Linked DNA regions of Mus musculus: region 2 is linked to region 1. The links are chromatin loops, found by intact Hi-C in ENCODE. Cell type or tissue: left cerebral cortex. All regions are shown on one strand.

The links. Hi-C counts contacts between places; a loop is a spot of excess contacts. Peaks named below come from ENCODE experiments on the same cell type or tissue, not always from the same donor. Only the 100,000 strongest peaks of a DNase experiment are listed, where the experiment ranks them.
Region 2: a loop joins it to region 1, with 10 times the contacts of the local background. A loop is called at or near these places in 3 of 42 quality-filtered maps.

What each region holds. Positions count from the first base shown.
Region 1 is chr7:123,063,447-123,071,446 of GRCm38, reverse strand. It overlaps a transcript of Tnrc6a not described here. Among named protein-coding and RNA genes, the nearest start is that of Gm39084, 31 kb to the left of the region's middle. In left cerebral cortex, CTCF peaks have their summits at 3,844 (motif pointing right) and 5,348; DNase peaks (open chromatin) are centred at 2,019, 2,549 and 5,303.
Region 2 is chr7:123,143,026-123,151,025 of GRCm38, reverse strand. Tnrc6a (trinucleotide repeat containing 6a) reads right to left here. Exons shown (of 24, transcript NM_144925.3): 3 at 7,189-7,276. Among named protein-coding and RNA genes, the nearest start is that of Tnrc6a, 23 kb to the right of the region's middle. In left cerebral cortex, a CTCF peak has its summit at 2,693 (motif pointing right); DNase peaks (open chromatin) are centred at 4,350 and 4,660.

The DNA of each region.
Region 1 (8,000 bases):
CATCTTTGTGATAATTTTCTTGCCCTAACTAGATTTCTAGAACATTCTAAGCACTCTATAAAGCATGCTAGCTGCTGCTGAACAGAACATTAAACTATGCCTTAACTTTACACATTCCTGTCTTTTCTTTCTTTTTTTCTAAGTCTGAAAATGGCAAGACCTCTCAGCTTTAGTCAGAGGTTGGTTTCAGTGGTGCTGAAGTCAAAATAATAAATGCCTGATACAGCCGTCATGTTTGTCAGGGGACTCACTCGTTTGTTTGCTTTAAGGTGCAAACCATCTGTGAGTGTCAGGTAAGCATTTTGCTGTGGATCGGCCTGGCAGTCCTGCAGAGGGTTGTCATGGAAAATAGCGCTTGCCTCTTTGATGTCTCAGGCTACACTTGGCTTTGGAGTGGCTCCTTCTTGCTAATCTAGTACAATGGACTCAGCCAGTGTGTGAACTGTGTACACACTTCTGGATCCAAGAACTGACTCAGTGCAAGGAACAGTGTAAGACACATGTGTTCAAGTTTCTGTGTATGTGTGTCCATGTTTATGGGTCCCCATGTGGGTGTTCATGTGCCTGCTTGTGGAGACCAGTGGAGAAAACTAGATCTGTGAGCGTGGGGACCCACTTTCCCCACCTCCCCAGTGCTAGGATTTCTATCTTTCTTTTTCATTCTTGCTTGCTTGTTTGCTTTCTTTCTCTCTTTCTTTCTCTCTTTCTTTCTTTCTTTCTTTCTTCCTTTCTTTCCTTCCTTCCTTCCTTCCTTCCTTCCTTCCTTCCTTCCTTCCTTCCTTCCTCTCTCTCTCTCTTTCTTACTTAGGTTTTTATATAATGTATGAGTGTCTGCATTCAGGTCGATGTACCAGGTATCTGTCTGATACCCATGGAAGCCAGAACCTGAGGGTTTCCGATTGCCTGATACTGGAATTACAGATGGTTGTGAGCCACCATATGGGTGCTGGTAACAGAACCCAGAACCTCTGCAAGAGCCCCCAGTGCTCTTAACAGCTGAGCCATCTCTCTAGCTCATGTGCAGTTTTTGATTGTTTGTTTGTTTTTTAAAGTGAGTTCTGGGAATAAAACTTAGGTTGTGGAAGTGTTTTATTGACTAAGCCATCTCCCTACCCTTCATGCTATATCTTTAATTAAAATCAAATGAAGTAAATTTAAAACAAAAACCAAAACCACCTTTTTGAACTATCTTTGCCAAACATCCTATTCAATTGTTTTATTATCAACAGTCTGGTCCCCGTTGTGTATCGGGTGTCTTAACACGCTCTAGAGTGAGGGAAACATGTTTCAGTCCTTGGGAAGCTCTGTGTCTGATGCGTAAAGAGAAGCAGCTCACAGGATTGCTCCTGCAGCAGAAACGGGTGTTGGTTACGGTAAAGAGGCTTAGAGACAGAACTGCACTTTCCTGGACAATATCTATTCGAAAGATATTTTTATTTATTTATTTGTGTATCCCTGTGTGTCTTCATGTGGGCTTGTATACCATGGCACACGCGTGGTGGTCAGGGGACAACTCGTGGGAATTGGTTCTCTCCTTCCCTCTTGCGGGTTCCAAGGACTGAACTCAGGTTGTCGGCCTTGGCAGCAAGCACCTTTACTCGCTGTGCCATTTCGTCAGCCCAATATCTATTTCTCCTATCTCTCCTTCAGTGCTTCAGTTATCTGTGAGTGTTACTATACTGGTCGTGTGTGTGTGTGTGTGTGTGTGTGTGTGTGTGTGTGTGTGTGTGTGTGAGTGTTATTCTGCACAGTGAAACAATACTCTGTCTAGAATGCTTTGTGTTCCTGTCCTCTTCCCTCCCCAGCTAAGGCTACTGCTCTGTTTCTTTTACTTTGTATTCCGGTTATTTTAGGCATCCTTTGTCTCTTCTCTGTGCACCTCTGGTTTGCTTTGCATTAGGCAGGCCCGGAAGCACGACACAGCAAGCTTTGAAAGGATCTACTCTGCCAGGCTTTGTCTGTGCTGTTCCACTGGGTGGCATTTCGTCCTTCCTGAGGTCAACAGCCTCTGCCTGTCATTTGCAGCATGAATCATACTGTCCTTGTGCTGACAATGTTCTATTTTTAATAACCTGTCCATTTTTGCCTTATTCTCAGACACACACCCACAGTTCCTGACTGAGGATGTTGTGTTTTCAACCCAGCAAACACTTCTGAGAAGCTCTGAGTTCAGGGTGCTTTTCAATGGAGTTCATGATGATTCTCTGGCCTCTTCTAATTTAATTATCGTTCTTGACTAATTTATTTATTCAGTGTCAGGAGGGGTTAGGGTAATTTGGGGTTTGAATTCAGAATTAGATGCATCCATGCATGTCCTATAGGCTTCATTAGCCATTTCCCCGCCTCTAGCCCCAGCCCAAAGCAAGGCTGTGCTGGTTAGGCATTGTTCCCCAATTACCATTTATCCACACATACATTTAAGCCATGTAAAAAGAGAAGGCTGAAGGAAGAAAAGGAACAGAGGGTCTGAGCCTGCAAGAAGAACTGGGAACAACCGCTGTGCAGGCTGGGAAACGCTGAGCAGGAGGATGGATGCCAACGGTCCTGTGGCTGAAGCCTCTGCAACAGCAGCAGCCTGGGATGTGTTCTCTGGCCGCTAGCCAAGCTCCGGAGGCAAAAAGCTTCGTAAATTAGTTTTGATCACTGCCTGGCATTTCCCATTTTCAGCTTATAGAGAGGCCACCATGTAATTTGTATATCTTCTCCTTGAAGAATTACTTTTGACATTCGCATTAAATATTGTGCCATGTGATAACTTATTTAGCCACCTTATAATGTGTGCTGCAATTAATTCTATTTAATTGGGTTCTTTGTTTATCTTTCTGCTTCTGTCATGACTTCCCCTTCCTTAAGTTCTTTCTTCTTCTAAGTTAGTTTTAATTATGTGAGGACTACTTGAAGGCTCAACTTCTTATCAAACCCAGGTTGATCTGAGTTATCTTTCTCCCTCCAGGGAAGTACAGAGGTAGCCACCCCTGAGTGTGTGTATGTGTGTGTGTGTGTGTGTGCATGTGTGCACATGTGTGTGCATCAAGTGTTTGGGTCATTGTACACACGTGCATGTGTCCAGTGCAGAGGCCAGAGGTTGACCCCCAAGTTTGTTTTTTATTGTTGTGGTAAAAAACCATAACCAAAAGCAACTTGAAAAGGAAAGGTTTATTCAGCTTACATATCCCTGTGGCAGTACATTATCTGAGGGGAACCAAACTCTAGGGGCAGGACCCGAAGCAGAGACTATGAAAGAACCCTTTCTCACTGGCTTGGTCCTCATGGCTTGCTTACCCTGCTCCCTTACATCACTCAGGGCTACCCCAGGGGCCTTCCCACATTTCCCCCACATCGTCCCACATCTTGATTACATCAGTAATCAAGGAGATGCTCCACTGAGTCACCTACAGGCCAGTCTGATAGGAACTTTTTCTCATTTTCTCCCTCTTCTCAGATAACTCTAGCTGTGTCAAGTAGACAAAAACTAGCTAACTAATTAACTAACGAATGAGAATATTGACATCAGATGTCTTCCTGGCTCAACTGCACATCACTCAATTTATTTAGACAGGATCCTTCACTGAATGGAGAATTCATCAATTCAGTGTGGCAGCCTGGTCAGCAAATCCTGCTTGCTAAGATGACCGTCATTCATAGCCACACAGGCTTTTTAAGTTGGAGGATTGAACTTCTGACCTCACATCAATAGATCCAGGTATCCTGGCTGTGTCCTGTTTATCTACGTGTCTGCTACCTATTAATGACTTATCATTTGCTTTTTAGAAGGCTTATTTTTATTTTATATGTGTTTTGCCTACAATATATGTCTGTGTACCTTCTGTATGCAGTGCCCAAGAAGGCCAGAAGAGGGCATCAGTTCCCCTTAAACCAGAGTTATTGTGGCTGTAAGCCACCATGTGAGTGCTGGGAATGGAAGCCAGGTACTCTGGAAGAACAAACTGTGCTCTAAACCACCAAGCCATTTCTCCAGATCCCATCTAGCCTTCATCTTAAAAGTACAGTATTAAAAAAATTGTCACATGGTACAACTTGATTTTCCTCCATCCCCCTAGTAATATAATAATACATCTTTGATCTAGCTGTGTGTCTATTTTTAAATCTGGCCTAAAGGTCCTCAGAATAGATACATGGCGGACGTTACTATTGTTTGATTGCTTTGGCATCGTCAGGTGAGGTCAGGGCTATATGAGTTGCTCTGGTCAGTGGCTGCTGTCAAGGACATTGCAGGATATCCCTCCCACCAACCTCTCTGGGCACCTACTTAGACACTGAGCAGAGAACCGGTCCCCGTGTGGTTATCTCCGGGGACCAGAGCCTCCCTGGGCATAGAGTGGCCACACATTGCCCTTCAGCACTTCAAATATGAGTGTGGTGAGTCATTTTAGCTTTATTCAATTTTTTAAAATCTTAAATGCTAGGGTTGAGGGGAGGAACCCTTAGATTTTGTTTGTGGGGATGAAAATCAGCCCAGCCTCTATGGCCACCCCCACAGAGGAGCGTGAACAATGTTGAAAAGGCCAACAGATAGTTTCCTGTAGAATAAAAGAACGTATCAAAGTTAAATTAATTAAAGAGGTGAAACATCAGTACATTTTTAGCTGAACCGTGTCATTAAGATGCTGCTAATGGCCATTAGTGTTAATTAGCCACAGCTCGACAGAATGTAGAATCACCAGGGAGATGAGCCACTGGTCACCACTGTGGCGGGATCACCTTGATTACTGATAATGGGAAGCGCATCTTAGCTGTGGGTGGGGCCATTGCCGGGACAAGGGATCCTTTGCTGATGATAGGGTGACCTTATGCTTTGATCCCTAGTGTGGCTTTCATCACTGTCTTCTAACTGTGGACATAACTTGCCCAGCTGCCTTAACTTCCCATGGCCACGACTTCCACCCTGACGGACCACGAACTGTGAGCCGAAAGCACTCCTTTCTCCCTTAAATGGCTTTTTTTCCCCACCTGATTTTTGTTTCTTTTTTTGTTTTGTTTTGTTTTAAAATCACAGCAACAGAAAAGAAACCAAGACACCGCCCAGTTAAAGTTGGATATAGTCACTGTAAATGCCTTCCAAATTTATCAAGAAGCGCTGCCAACTCACAATTGTGGAAGGGATTGTTGTGATCTTTTACATTTGGCATTGAAGAGTTTTCGGCTAGCTATGAGAATTTTGTTCCTGCCATGCCAGATGGCGCTCCAGAAATGCAGACTCATCGGGATCTCCAAACCGGAGGAGAAGTGATGTTTCCCTCTATTGCTTCGTTCCACCGTATGAGACAGACTCAAAATATCTGCGCAGCGGGCGTTCAGGAGCAGACTCGCAAGTGTCATGGACAAGTTGCTAAAATGTCTCAGTGTTGTATGTACAGTGCAGTGAATCACCACCAGTGTGTGGAACCTGTGAAAGATTCAAGGCTGTGAACACGGGGAGGCTGGGGCTATGCCAACGTTTGTTGCCTAAATTGTGCATGACTTCACAAAGACTCACAAGACCGTCGGTCCCAATTCAAACAAAACTACGTGCTTTGCCAGGAACTTGGTAGTCAAAGACAGAAAGTGACGGTGATCTCTGTTTTGTTTTTTTCACCATTACATCATCATCACAGTGTATATGAAGATAAACCTGAAGTTCACAGGGAAAGAAAAACACACTTTTGCCCTATCTAGGAAGGAATTGGAATTTATATTATAATCTAACTTTTCATGATGCTAACCTGTAACTACGATTTTATGCACTTTCAAACACAGATCCAGGGCTGAAGAGATGGCTCAGTGGTTAAGAGCACTAGTTACTCTTCCTGATGACCCAGACTCCCAGAACCCACAGGCAGCTCATGATTGTCTGTAACAGGTCTGGGGATCCCATACCCTCTTTTTTCCTCCACAGACACCATACAGTCAGACATGAGGACAAAATGCCCATATACCTAAAATAGATAAATAAATCTTTTTAAAAATGAAGCTAAATACAAAATATTTTCAGTGGTAGTCACTAACACTATGTTAATTTCCTGCAAAAGCTACAAGAAAAATTTGAAGAATGTACTGCTGGTAGTTACACACTTTGAGTTATTTTTCAGTGTATATAGCTGCCTTTGCTCCCCAAACTCACAATTCAGAGACAGTGGCTTGACACCGTTTGGTCAAAAACAGTTTTAAAGCCACTGAAATGGACAAGCTTCTGATTCAATGCCAAACAATTGTGACAAAGATCGCTATGGAGGGAATGCATATTAGAGGATAAAAGTTCTGGGCTTTTTGTGGGACTCCTAACAATGGGAGCAGGAGCTGCCTCTGATGCTGTTGCCTGCCTTTGGGACCCTTTCCTCCTACTGGATTGCCTTGTCTAGCCTCAATAGGAGAGGAGGTACCTAGTCTTACTGCAACTTCATATGCCATGGCTGGTTGATATCCATGGGAGGCCTGACCTTTACTGAAGAGAAAGAGAAGAGTGGAAGTGGGGAGGGAGGACCTGGGAAGAGAAGAGGAAGGGGGAAACTATGGTGTGGATGTAAAATAAATAAATAATAAAATATTTTAAAAACAAAAGTAAAAGCTCACTGGGTATTTAAATCACCAATGGGAAGATGTGACCATACATCTAGAACAACGGGGGTGTGTGATACCTCTTCAACTGAGAATATAAGTGTAGATAATTCTACATCTACAGCAGGAGCAGAACACACCTATGTTAGATAATACATAATACATCTAATGGAAATTGAGCATCAAGAGTTGAACTGTGCTTTAAGAGCTAAAAAAAAAAAAAAAAAATTAAAAACAAAACAACCCCTGGGTTTCAAGGGCTTAAAAAGAACATACCACTGTATAATGTTTATATTGGTCACATGTTGACATGGAATTTTAAAAGTACTGGATTCAAAACAATGTTAAATTAAGGGCTGGAGCACTGACTGCTCTTCCGAAGGTCCTGAGTTCAAATCCCAGTAACCACATGGTGGCTCGCAACCATCTGTAACGAGATCTGACGCCCTCTTCTGGTGTGTCTGAAGACAGCTACAGTGTACTTACATATAATAACAAATAAATCTTTGGGCCAGAGTGAGCAGAGGTCCTGAGTTCAATTCCCAGCAACCACATGATGGCTCACAACCATCTGTACAGCTACAGTGTACTCATATACATAAAATAAAGAAATCTTTTTTTAAAATGTTCAATTAGTTTCATGTGTTTCTATCTTTAAATGAAGACACAGGTATCAAAACACTTGAAAATTCCATGTGCAGGGCTGAGGCTGTGACTCAGTGGTACACCAACATGCTGAAGGTGCTGGGCTGGCCCCTATCACTGCTAAACACATACATACACACATATGACAGACAGACATAAAATGGCTTGTGTTTTTATTTTATTCTACAGTGTAAAGCTAGAATCACTTCCCTTGTTTTGGACACCTTGTCTCCTGGGAGAATCATCTCCTGAGAGAAGTTCTAACAAAAGCTCATTGTAAGGCTCCTGACTTCTGTCCCTAAACTGAAGGATCTGTCTAGATTCGCGCATCTGGCCATGGACCTGGGCCACTGTATACTGACTCCTGGGACTATGACTCGGCAGTAAGTAGAGCCAAGACAGTGGTATCCGGAGTCTAACTGAACAGTCCCGCCACTGATGGGGTGGAGAGTGGAGACGTGTAGCCAAGCCCCAAAGCCCAGTGAGACAGAAAAGCCTCCACAGGGAACAGAATGATAGAGGCTGGAAGACAGGGCACATCGAAAAGGGAAAGACCCTGTTGTGGAGGATGAATTCCTGGGAAAGGGAAGCTACAGTTGAGAATGAATGGTGGGGAGCAGGGATACCCAAGGCGGACGGACAGAGATGCAGGGACAGACACGACACGAGGGTTGTATGCCTTCCCTGATCAGCAGTGCTGAGAAAACATCCTCTTGAGTTTGGGAGTGAGAACCTGGGTTAATTAATGAAAAAGACTCTCAGGGCTACTGTTGTCATGGCAACCATGAAAGGACTAGTGG
Region 2 (8,000 bases), 80 kb before region 1:
TGCTAAAAGACCTGTCAACAAGCTAGACAACAGTTACTTATTTTAGGGGAAAGTCAGTCATTTTGTTTTATTTTGTTTTTTTAAGACAGGGTTTCTGTGTGCAGCCCTGGCTGTCCTCGAACTAGCTCTGTAGACCAGGTTGGCCTTGAACACAGAGAATCACCTGCCTCTGCCTCCCGAGTGCTGATATTTAAAGGAGTTCAATAACACCACCTAGCTATAATGTTGAAAATCAGATTATAGAAAAAACATAATACTTAGAACTTAGCTCTGTGAAGTGTTAGAAGTACCTTGTTATGCTAAGAAATCTCATGAAGCCTGAGACTCAGCATAGGAATTAACTTGTAAGGCCCTCCCTCCAAACCCTACAGATCTCTTTCAAAGAAAGAATAACTCCAAGTCATAGAAATTATGACATCATGAAAACCAGAAGCATACAGTGATACTTTTCTAGGCTTTGGATGACGGTGTTGGGGGTTGAGAAAGCAGTTTTATGATGTTCTAGAAGAGTGGTTTTCAACCTCCCTAGTATTATGACCCTTATGTTGTGGTAATCCCCAACTATAAAATTATTTTCATTGCTTTTTTATAACTAATTTTGCTAGTTATGAATCATCATGTAAGTCTGTGTGCTGTGTTTTCCGATGGCCACAGATGACCCCACTGAAAGAGTCATTTGATCCCTAAACGGGTTTGAGACCAACTGTTCTAGAACAATGGCCAGCCTCACCCAGTATTCTGATGAACACTGACCTAACACGGTGAAGGAATGAATATGATAGAAATCCAGCACTCATTACAATTGATGAGGAGGAAATGGAAGTGGCAGACTTTTGCTTCTTAAAGCAGGCTTCTGTAGGCTGGTCCAAGAATGCAGTATAATTAAATTATTATGAGAATTTCCAAGTGGGCCCAGTATTTTAATAGTAATTACCTCGACTGGCCCAAATTGTAGCCAATAGTCATACTATAATTTCTGGTCACCGAACTGAGGCCAGTTTAAATGGAGATCTGAAAAATATATACCAGATTTCTAATATTGAGTATTTTTCAAAGAATAAAAACTACTTCATTAATACTATTTTGTATGGATTGTGTGTTAAAACAGCAATATTTGGGGCTAGAGAGATGGCTCAGCAGTTAAATTCCTAAGTTCAATTCCTAACAACATGATGGCTCATAATCATCAGTAATGGGATCCTATGCCATCTTCTGGTGTTATGAGAGTGACAAAGTATTCACATACATAAAATAAATATTTTTAAAAGAAAATACAGCAATATTTGGCCTCTACTAAATTACATAAATATTAAAAATCGTCCTTAATGTCTTCTTTTGTTTCTGAAGCAGGACCTCACTATGTAGGCTGGCTGCTCCTGTACTAACTGAGATGAAACTATCGTGCTCATATTTCAGAGCTATTGTAAGGATTAAATAATAAAACATGACAAATTGGGGTATGAGGAGAATATAGACTATTAAAAGTCAGGTGTCCTACGTAAGACAATTACAGAGTTCTAGCAAATCAAGCATAGAAGTAAACAGTTGGTATCTCAAATATTTTAATATTTAACATTTTTTCACCTTCAAACAATCTTTAAAACAATTCTACAAGTGGAGATGTCAGATAATAGCAGACAGGACAAAGGGTGTTTCACTCCTAACAGTTCTGCAGTACCTGCCCTACCTCTGTAAGTGTCTATGCAAGTTTTTAGAGTTCAAGTTCTGAATCCCAGCTTTATTTTTGACAATGTGTGACCTTTGTCAAATTAGTTAACTTTTCTAAATTAGGTAACTTCCTTCCTCATCTGCAAAATGTGGTCAAGTATAGCCCTGTAAGCTCAGGACCCCAGCTGGCTCAGAGGAAGGCAGAGAAGAGTGGGGAGCGGTCAGCAGGTCATGTGTTCCCACTGCTCTCGGCTCTATCTCACATGTGGAAACGAGCTGCTCCTCATGCTCGGCTGTCTTCCTCCTTCCTGACTGACCCTACAACGCCTTCCGGATATTATAATACGGTGGTTCGAATGACTCCTACAGGCTCTAACGTTCAAATAGCTGGTCCTAGTTGGTTGATGGGAAGGATTAGGAGGTGGGACCTTGGAGGAAGTGTATCTTAGGTATGAGCTTTAAGGTTTCAAAAGCCCACACCAGTCACAGTTAACTCTCTGTGCCTCATGCTTGATCAAAATGTAAGCTCTCAGCTATTGCCCCAATGCCATGCCTGACTCTAGGCTACAATTCTTCCCACCATGGTGGTCATCTGGAACTGTGAGCTCCAATAAACCCTTCTACAAGTTGCCTTTGTCAGTGTCTCTTCACATAGAAAAGTAACTAAGACACAAGGAATAAAGAATTAATTTAGTTCAACTCACTTATTTAAACTGAGATAACAACTATACAAAAGTCTTTCCTTTGAGTTAGCAAATGGTACCTAGTCTAGAACCCTGGTCTGGTGAATGCTAAGGGAAGAGGAAGGTGTGTGGGAGGAGAGAGCTGTAAGAAGATCATCTCACTGCCCTGGATAATCACCTCCTCAGTTGCCCATGTTTCAGAAAAACGCTCTGATAAGACTCAGATCTAAGGGAGGGAAGAAGTCAGAACATTTCTTTTTTTTTTTTAAAGTTATTTTCTTTTCTTTTTTTTTAAATATTTATTTATTTACTATATGTAAGTACACGGTAGCTGTCCTCAGACACTCCAGAAGAGGGCGTCAGATCTCGTTATGGATGGTTGTGAGCCACCATGTGGTTGCTGGGATTTGAACTCCTGACCTTCGGAAGAGCAGTCGGGTGCTCTGACCCACTGAGCCATCTCACCAGCCCGTCAGAACATTTCTACAGCCCAAATCTCTCAGGCTTTAGTAACTTACATCCATAAAAACCTTTCAATTCAAACAATAACAGCAACACCTAAACTAGCATGACTGTTGAAATCTATCTTAACAGAAAATTCCAGTTTGTATCATGGCTGTGCCAACACTTCACTACCACATACTTTCTAGGTACTACGTCACATGGTTAAGTGAAAGATGGTCTACGTCATCCTCATAATTAACCTATTTCTCAACCTCCCTGGTCTTTACTGCTCCTCCCTTAAGATCCCTTTTGAAAGTTTTCTCATGGGCTGGAGAGATGGCTCAACAATTAAGAGCATTGACTGATCTTCCAGAGGTCCTGAGTTCAATTCCCAGCAACCACATGGTGGCAAACAACCATCTGTAGTGGGATTCAATGCCCTCTTCTAGTATGTCCGAAGATAGCTACAGTATTTATTTATATACATTTTTTTAAAAAATCTTTAAAAAGAAAGTTTTCTTACAAAACTGGAACCTGAGGGGAAATTCCTGCTAATCTCCCCTCTCCCCTCTCTCAGGTTGAAGCTATATGTCTGTGCTCTATCAAACTATTTTTTTAGGTCTAAGAACAGAAGATTCTTCATCATATAAAAAGTATTGCACATACATGGCCAGCTTATTAGGATAAGGTTTTTAGAACAGAAAAATGTTTAAAATGAAGTTATTACCTCACTATCATAATCATTTACTAGGGTGGAAAATACTATTTTTTTAAAAAGTACCTAATTTTTATATAAAATTTCTTAGAGAAAGACTAAATATTTGAACAGATGCTTAAATAGCAAAATAAAGACCTGTTATTGTTAAACTACTGCAATGAGTTTTGATGATGCCTAAGACGCTATCAAGAGGGAGAGGCACAGGAACCTGGTTCAGTGCAGAGCTAGCTTATTAGCATGCTCAACACTCTGAGTTTAATATCTAGCATTTAAACAAATCAATTGTGTTATTTGGTTTTTTATTTGAAGCAGAAAATAGCTCATGGCATAAAGTTAGATTTCAAAAGCACACGTGCTGATAGGGAGTTAAGTCTACATGTTTTCTATATTCGTAGCATGAGAACCTACACTTTATATCACATTATAAAATGTTCCTTATGAATGATTTCGCAATTTAAAAGTTCCCCTATATATGGTAAAAAATAAAGAAGTGTGAGATAACACTGTGCATGGAAAACAGAGTGCTGAGGTAGAGCTGTGAATAGACACCCAATGAGAGAATGAGGTTTCAACTTTACTTCTGAATCTGCTGCCATGATGAAAGCAACATCAGCCTTTACACTGAACACAAAGAGACCAGCACAGATAGCTGCTCACATCTTCAGAAGGGCAAGTGCACCGTCCATACACAGACAGAGCAGGCGGGTTGTGATGAACTTACGCTCAAACTCTCATGTAAATGGTCCTGCCCACCTGACTCATGTCTCCTAGAGTGGATATACTTGCTGGCTCCTACAGAAAACAAAAGAAAGCTCCACAAACCTTGTCTTAACAGTTTGTGACTCATGGTCTTTCATATGGGCCAATCTGTGAGTTTTCTTTTTTTACGGAACTATTTGGTAGCAGTGTATGGAAATACCAGCTGTCCTTATTTTGCCAACAGGTTGCATTCAAATTCAATTATAAGCTGGTTTTCTACAATTTGGAGAAGCTGTATTTACACTGTCAGTCTGGACAATTAAATTTAACAATTATTAAGGGTTTTTAACATCCTTTAGACTGTTTAGTGGATTGACAGGATACATAGCAATACCGTAGCCATGTGGAAGATCTGGAAAAAGCAAGCCGTTTTTCTTTCAACACCTGGTGGGTGGTTCTTGTGGGCTATGATGAGACTGAGCCTGGAGCCACTAACGGAGGCAGGGAAGGAGTGGGAAAAAATGAAAAGCTGTCCCTGCAGATCTGACAAAGACAAATAACAAGCAGACACCGGTCATGCACTCCATGTAGACGTATGTATACATAAGGAGGCACCTTACTGACTTGGTGATTTAAACAGTTGACTGTGAAGGAGGCGAAGAACAACTTTCACAACTGAGTTGTTATTTCTATATTTCTATATTTCTATATGCTGACTTAAAATTCTTCTAAGCATCTTCCTTTTGCAGAGTCTCCTCAAAGTCCAAACACATATTCTTAAATATTACCTTAGGCTCTTTCCCAGATATGCTGTACTATAACTTACAAGCTAAATCTTGAACTCCTTAGGACCAACAAGCCCTAAGGCAATGTACTGGCTGGTTTTATGTGTCAACTTGACACAGGCTGGAGTTATCACTAAGAAAGGAGCCTCCCTTGAGGAAATGCCTCCATGAGATCCAGCTGTAAGGCATCTTCTCAATTAGTGATCAAGGTTGGGAGGACCCATTGTGGGAGGTGCCATCCCTGAGCTGGTAGTCTTAGGTTCTATAAGAAAGCAAGCTGAGCAAGCCAGGAGAAGCAAGCCAGTAAGCAACATCCCTCCATGGCCTTTGCATCAGCTTCTGCTTCTTGACCTGCTTAAGTTCCAGTCCTGACTTCCTTTGATGATAAACAGCAATGTGGAAGTGTAAGCTCCCCAACTTGCTTCTTGGTCACGATGTTTGTACAGGAATAGAAAACACTAGCCAAACCAGATTCTACATTAAGCACACCAACTAGCCTTCTCACCAGTCTCTAGTTTATGGGCAAATAGCACCACGGCCCAAGAGTACAGTAAGTTTTTCCCAACCTTAACTTGAGGACACAACTCTTTCATTATTACCAAAAAAAGATGGACCAAACTGCAAAGACCATCCAACATAAAAAAGCCTCTGGAGTCTCAAGGCATCAGCCAACACTAGACTCTATACTAGAGCCCTAGCCAAACACCTATAATGCAGACCTATGTATTTCTTCCAGGTTCCCCTAAGGGTGGCCAGATTGGACTGACAGGTGACAGTGTCACCTACTATCTCTCCTTACAGTCAGTTCTCCAAATGGCTCTGTACTCTATTACTTCTCCCAAGGTGCACGAAGTTTAGCACACCCAGAACTAATTAACTTATCACTTCTTTTTCTGTACTCTCGAAGCAAAGTAACAGCTCCCAAATATATTTAATCACTCAATGGAATCTGAAAGTCAAGCTAGGATGATCTATCTTCATAGCTACTAAATAAGCAAATTCTAGGGTCAACAGTCCCTGAAATCAGTACTTCACTCTCTCCCATCTAATGCAACGGTTTCCTGAGGGAAATACAAACACTCAAAGTCTCAAGAAGAGACCTACCCACTAGATCACTAACTGCCTCACAGCTATCTCCTGATACCCCTCCCCACACCCCACCCCCAAAGCCTCAACATTTTAATATATATAGGCTACAAATTCCTAGTTCTGAATGCCTGGGGTACTTCCTGCTCCTTAATCACCTGACTCATTTCTATTCTGAAAAAATGTCCTATCCTTCTCATCTCAGGCTCCATCTCAGGCTAAAGTATCTTCTTCCTCTGTGCTTCACAGCTTCCCATAGCAACATGCTTCATGCATTCTGCCTTTTGGGTCTGGGCTGAATGATGGGCACGATGCCTTACCTAAGATACATATTTAAAGAGCACAGCAGTACTTTTTCACTAAAATACACAGTGGTTTATTGGATCTTTTGGAACATTTTAAGGTCCTTGAGAATTTGACAGAGAAGACTGAGTGGCAGGTATGTGGTCATTGGCCTTTGCATGCTTGCTGTGGCTCTAGTTTCTTATCCTGTAGTCTACACAGAGTCTTTTCTAATAAACACCTTAGGGCTCGCTTTAAAGTGACTTCATTTAAAGTGAAAATTTAGAAACTCAGCACAGGCATTAAATTAAAGGGAACTTTTATTCTTTTCGTGTCAAAACTTGTTTAAATACGATTTGCTTAAATATAGTTTATTTCCTACTTTGCACATGTATTTTATTACCTCATTTAACTCAACACTTGTTTTATAAAAAGTAAAGAAACTGATGCCCAAGAAGGCTAAATAAAATTGATGGTCACGTCATCTTAAGGTTGTGTGAACAAGTAAGGCATTAAAACCCTCTCTATCTTCATAGCCATTAAGCTTCTGTGTTCTCCCCACTTATAAAATCATAATGAAATACATAAGAATCACTAATTGAAAGATAAACCCCATGAGATGTACTTACCTTTGAAAAACTCAGTATGGGCAAGATTATGCATTGAATTACATATTTAGCAAACATATATGCACATTCAAAGACATTAAATATTAAAATGACTCTTCAATGAAGTTAACAAACTTAATTGAGATGCTTTAACAAAGTCATAATTTCCTTGTATTCTATGTTCAAACTGCTTAACAAAGTTTATCATATACTACCTTCTTTTGAGCAGCTTCCTTCTTTTTCTTGTCGTCTTTTTTCTTTTTCTTTTCTTCCATCAACTGTTCTTCTTCTTGCACTAAATCCCTGAACCACACAGTTGCAATTAACTTTCCCAAAATGGATTTAGAAATAAAAATAAAGTTGCATATTCATTTTCACTTTTGAAAGAGCAGCTCTGTCTTTATTCAACACAACTTGCAACCTAGCCACACAGCTATCATGTAGTACAACTAACTGCCTTTTAATTAACAGAGCTTCCCTTTGCAGGTAAGAGCTTTCATCTTATGTCATATCATGTAAGGCAATGAAAAACTGGTAGTTTTACATGAAAAGCTGCAGGTTCCTTCCAATTCTAGAATGTAAATACATGGTAAGTTGTGGTCACTTTGCTAAGGGGCCCAATGGTCACATAGCAGCAAATGCTGATGGACTGCTATACTTCTGTGCCCCTGCCCCCCCCCACTCATGTGTGCATGTGCACACAGTTTATGATACTGGATCAAACCCAGAGATCTGCACTTTAGTCAAGAAATTCATCACTGAACTATATACTATATACCCAGCCATAGATACTTTTTGAGTACAAATTAATCATAAATAGGTAATATTATTTCAGAATCATAATAATCTCAACCTATTCTTTCTTTGCAATGTTATAAGTTATAATGCATGTTATAAGTTTATTTAAATTTTTGAAATATCAAAGTTGCCAACAGAAAGAACGGCTTGTCAGGATTAGGTCAACTACCTCCTCTTTCTCCCTCTACCTCCTGAAATTCAGGGAGAAAGCAACAAGTATTCAAAACTA